Linked DNA regions of Homo sapiens: region 1 is linked to region 2. Evidence: read pairs that join two places in POLR2A ChIA-PET (ENCODE). Cell type or tissue: PC-9. All regions are shown on one strand.

Evidence for each region. ChIA-PET counts read pairs that join two places held together with the same protein. Peaks named below come from ENCODE experiments on the same cell type or tissue, not always from the same donor. Only the 100,000 strongest peaks of a DNase experiment are listed, where the experiment ranks them.
Region 1: POLR2A ChIA-PET joins it to region 2 with 8 read pairs; 1 of 35 experiments calls an interaction of 5 or more read pairs at or near these places.

What each region holds. Positions count from the first base shown.
Region 1 is chr15:82,353,532-82,356,031 of GRCh38, forward strand. It overlaps the pseudogene UBE2Q2P2. Among named protein-coding and RNA genes, the nearest start is that of GOLGA6L10, 5.3 kb to the left of the region's middle. RefSeq lists an enhancer at 1,164-1,665. In PC-9, no CTCF peak of the experiment used is centred here; no DNase peak of the experiment used is centred here; H3K4me3 peaks cover 361 bases; H3K27ac peaks cover 402 bases.
Region 2 is chr15:83,371,284-83,373,783 of GRCh38, forward strand. No RefSeq gene overlaps it. Among named protein-coding and RNA genes, the nearest start is that of SH3GL3, 75 kb to the right of the region's middle. In PC-9, no CTCF peak of the experiment used is centred here; a DNase peak (open chromatin) is centred at 1,268; H3K27ac peaks cover 343 bases.

The DNA of each region.
Region 1 (2,500 bases), 1.0 Mb before region 2:
GCCTGTAATCCCAGCACTTTGGGAGGCCGAGGTGGGTGGATCACCTGAAGTCAGGAGTTCGAGACCAGCCTGGCCAACATAGTGAAACCCTGTCTCTACTAAAAATACAAAAAATTAGCTGGAATTGGTGGCATGTGCCTGTAATTCCAGCTACTCGGGCAGCTGAGGCAGGAGAATCGCTTGAACCTGGGAGGCGGAGGTTGCAGTGAGCTGATATCGTGCCATTGCACTCCAGCCTGGGCAACAAGAGTGAAACTCTGCCTCAAAAAAAAAAAAAAAAAAGGAAAGAAAGAAAAGAAAATATATCTATGCACCAGAGCTCAACACGAGGTTAGGAGCATTTCTGAGATTTGGAGCTATTCAACCATGGAAGTTCCTGGCACATACATCAGGTATTCACAATACCCTTTCTCAGGTGTTTGGTCACTGCTAGTGAGCCTGCCTGGATCAGTGTTTCCCAAATGGCAGTCATTTGCATCTTTGCATTTTTTTTGGGGGGTGGGGGGGTTGTGGGGGTATATTCCATACCAGATTTTTAAAAAATTGACATTAAAAATACATGTATAAAATGTGTAAAGTGCACTAATCTAAAGTGCACTGGATGTATTTTTTATTGATGTACATACTTTTGTTATCCATCACCCAGGTCAAAATACAGAATCAGCACCACAGAGGGTTCCCTCCTCCTCCTTCCCAGCCAATAATCTTCTCCTCCTACCTAACCAACTGTTCTTACTTCAAGCACTGTCAACTAGTATTTTACATTCTTGAACTGCATATAAAGTGTCTCAAGTTTCACTTAACACTTTTCTTGAAATACACTTGTTTTTTGCCACTTTTTATTTGACCTAAGAAGTAACATTAATGAAACAATGATTTGACGTGATAGGCATTTCCCTCCTAATGAGCACTAAAACACTTAACTATTTGAAAAAAGAAGTTTCTCCGTGTACCAACTAATATATTCTCCTCGGCCGCCGTTGGTACACGGACCACATTTTGTTTCTCAAAGCAATCCGATGATTTCTGAGGTCCTTTGCAGCTTGAACACGGAACGACTGTGGTGATCGAGTAGCCAAAAGTTCACGGAATGCACTGTCACAATTGTGATTCCGCCATAGCGCCGTGCATCCATCCAACACTTGTTTAATACCTATATTTAATACCTAATACCTTAGACTGTCCTAGGCTGTGGACACACAAGACTAAACCCCACTTCCTGAGTTGAAGTGGGGGAAATAGAGGAGTAAATCATTTCACGATGTGTGGTTAAATGCTACAGCTCAGGTAACCACGAGCACACAGAGAAAGGGCAGTTTCTAGAAACAGGGCGGAGAGGAGACCGTGAGTGGGCATTTCCCAGAGCAGTCTCTGCCAGCCACCCTGCTGTGATCACTTTGCCACAGAGCAGCCCCGGCGGTCAACCTCAGCCTCCCTTAGCAACCTGAGCGCCCCGCCCAGGTGCCTTACTATTGGTCTCGTGGAGCGGGATGGGCAGCTCTGCCGTGCAATCCCAGCTCGCAGCCCTTGCTCCGCGTGTACTCACGGGAGGACTCGCAGACGTTACTGCCCTCTTGCGTGCCCCGGCCACCCCCGGGCGGCTTGTAGCCGGTGCGCGGGGTGGCTGGGGCTACGTGCAGAGCTGTCGCGGAGCCGGAGCAGCAGCGGTGAAGGCCCTCGGCTCGGCCGAGACCGCCGTGCCCATTGCTCGCCTCGGTTGCCGCCGCTTTAGCCGCAGCCGCTGCTGCCGCCGCCGGGGGAGAGGCAGCCTATTGTCTTTCTCCGCGGCGAAGGTGAGGAGCTGTCTCGGCTCGGCCCGCGGGGGAGCCCCGGGAGCCGCACGGTGAGAGCGCAACTTAGTTGGCGGAGTTGGGGGAAGTTTTGTGATTTGAGGAGGGGTCGGGGTGCGGAGCGCGGCCCGTCCCCTGCGGCCGCTCGGTGGGGCGGGCCCCAGAGGAGGGTCGGGGGCTGCGCGGGGCTTCAGGGGCGGGCGGCACGGATGGGTAGCCGGGCGGCGCGGGGACCTCAGCTTTGCGGACCCCTCCTCCCTGCGCATCACCCTTCTCCCGCATTGTCTGCTTGGGGCTCGGCGCGCCTCCCACTCCGCAGCCCAACTTGGGGGCCGTCGCCGCTTTCCGGATGGGGGGCGCGCCCGGCGGCGGATGGCCCCGAACCCTTGCCCCGGGTCCCCGGGTTGGCGCCGCTGGGGCGGACTCACTCCTCCCCTGGGGCGGGCGGCCGCGGTGTGGAGTCCGCGCCGCGAACAAGTGCTGCGGGCGCGAGGGAGCGGTTCCCCGGGGCCGACGCGGACGGTAAACCTGTCCGGCGGCGCCCGCCTGCTGGGGCCTCTCCGCTGTTTCTCGCGGGCGCGGCCCGGCTGAAACTGCGACCGTCGGAGGCGAGCGGCCCTCTGGGACCCGTGCAGCCGGTCCACCTTGCAGCTATACTTTGAGACTAAACAATTTTTTTTTTTTTGCAAAGGCAAACCGGTATGTGAAGT
Region 2 (2,500 bases):
TGGTGAACTTTCTTGGAAAGAGTCTGTTAATTGGGATTAGAAGGGAGTCAGGATGGAAGTCCACCTAAAGAGTGACTGGGCAAGATGAACCCGCAGAAGAGAGGGGAGAAAGAAAGGAAAGTGCTGTAAAAGTCAAGAGCCAAGGGAATTTTAAGAAAAAAGAAGTGGGCCGGGCGCAGTGGCTCATGCCTATAATCCCAGCACTTTGGGAGGCTGAGGCGGGCGGATCACCTGAGGTCAGGAGTTCAAGACCAGCCTAGCTGACATGGTGAAACCCCATCTCTACAAAAAAATACAAAAATTAGCCGCGCATGATGGCGGGTGCTTGTAATCCTAGCTACTCAGGAGGCTGAGGCAGGAGAATTGCTTGGACCCCAGGAGGCGGAGGTTGCAATGAGCCGAGATCGCGCCACTGCACTCCAGCCTGGGCAACAGAGCGAGACTCCGTCTCAAAGAAAGACAAAAAACAAAACAAAAGAAAGAGGAAGACAGTCACCTGAGGATTCCCTGTGCCCTGAACAGGGCAGGTATATAATAAATGTTTTCTGAACTGAACAGAAATGCTGCCCAGGCCAGAGAAGGTAAGAAGTATGTATGGAGAGGCTGTGGGTCCCTGTGTGACCTTGGCAAGGGCAGCCTTAGAGGGGTGGGGGAGTGGGCGGATTGGTTGAGGCGGGATTAAGTGGCAGGTGAGTGTAGACAGTGTAGACACTGAATAAACGTCACTGAACAAGGTAAGGGGAGAGGTGGGATGGTAGTTGAATGGGGAAGAAGGGTAGAGGGCAAGTTGGAAGATGGTAGAGTGGTAAAGAAGAAGAAATGTGACCTCCTTCCATCTGTGGGACATGGGCTTTTAATACCTGAGCTAATGAGAGAACTTCCCATATGGCTTTCCTAACTTGGTACTAACTTGCATTATTCAAAATGTTACCTCCAGGATTTCCTTTTTCAAGAAATATTTTCCCTTAGGTAAAGCCATGGTTAAGCCTGTGTTTTCTCCAAAGTGTTTGGCATTCTGCTTTCCTGACCCGAGGGATTCCTGACCTACTGTTGCCTGAGAGTGATAGATGCTACTGAGCAAGGTGCCTTGTCTGCACAATCTCATCACAGTCCCCAGGGTAGGTGTTATTATTCTCTCTCCTCCAATAAGGCAACCGACACTCACCCTCCCTCAGCTAACTGGTCAAGCTGGGATTCAAGCCTAGTTATGCTTCACTCAGAAACCTCCCCTACCCAACCCAGGCTGCACTTGCTTCAACTATAAATTCCAAAATGACTCGACTACTTTCGCCCAAAGTTCCTGACCTTTCTACATTCCAGACAGTTCTTTCTAATTGAGGTGTCGTTTCTTTAGTTGCTGAAGGCAAAGCTCTTACAATTCTGCCCTAGCCTCCCCCTCCTGCCTCAGTCCCTTCACAAACCACATAGAGATCCGAGATTCGGCAAGGGGAGCTGCCTGCTGCTAAGCCACTAGAACCACGTGTCTGCCCTGCCTTGCCCTGCGCTGTGCCATCTGCTGTCTCTGCCTCACAAATGCAAAAGCATGCCTGAGCCAGCCTCGTGTGTGGTCCAGCACTCCTACAGAACCCCTTCTAGCTTAGAGAGAAATCACATCTACTTAGCACCCTTATTGAAATGCTAGGCACTGTGGTGGGTGTGTGGTAGATTGCGTCTGATTTAATTCATCCAGTATTGCAAGCTGGATGCTGTCCTTTCCATCACACTGTGCCTCAGAGAGGGGAGGTTACTTCCAGGAACTCCTACCTGGGGGTGTTGGAGCTTGGACTCAGCAAAGGTCAACCTGCACTTTAAGACCACCTTATGACACCATCTCCCTGAACAAGGGTGAAGTCACAGCAGCGGACCTTTTCAGGCTCAGAGCCGGGCTGTTCCAAGATCAGGAAAAGTGACTGGTTAACAGAATCTATTGCTGCTTTACATGTTTTGGTGAGAATTTAATGATTTAAATGATGAACGTATTAAATTCCACATTCCAGTAGTAAAGGTCCCACTTAGCAGAGTGTCTCTGTGTGTCTCTCCATATTGTTATTGAACCAATTAGGGATTTAAAAATATACATTTCTAATTCGAGATGTTACGGGTAGCTTTCACTGCCAAAAACATTTGTACAGAAGCCTCCAAAAAGCTACCCAAGGACCCGAAAACTTTAGCTTGAAGAGGAGACAGAAGTAAAACTACTGGAGGGGAAAAAATAATCTTCAGGTCAACAAAGCTGAGTTCCTGGGCTACCCTCAGCCTGGCTCATGCTAGAATTAGAGCAGAACTGCATGGCTCACAGCCTTTGCAGGTACAAAGACTCAGTGAAGGTGTAGCTTAGAGGGATGAAGGTGTGCTCATATCCCCTTCTCCTGGGGGGTGCCAGTATACTTGGTCCCAGGACCCCTGCGTAATGCTAACTCTCCACCTGGCAGGCATGCAGCTGCCCCAGAGCCAGAGCCCCCGTTCCTGGCTTCCCTGCCAGACTGGGAGCCTCCTTTCA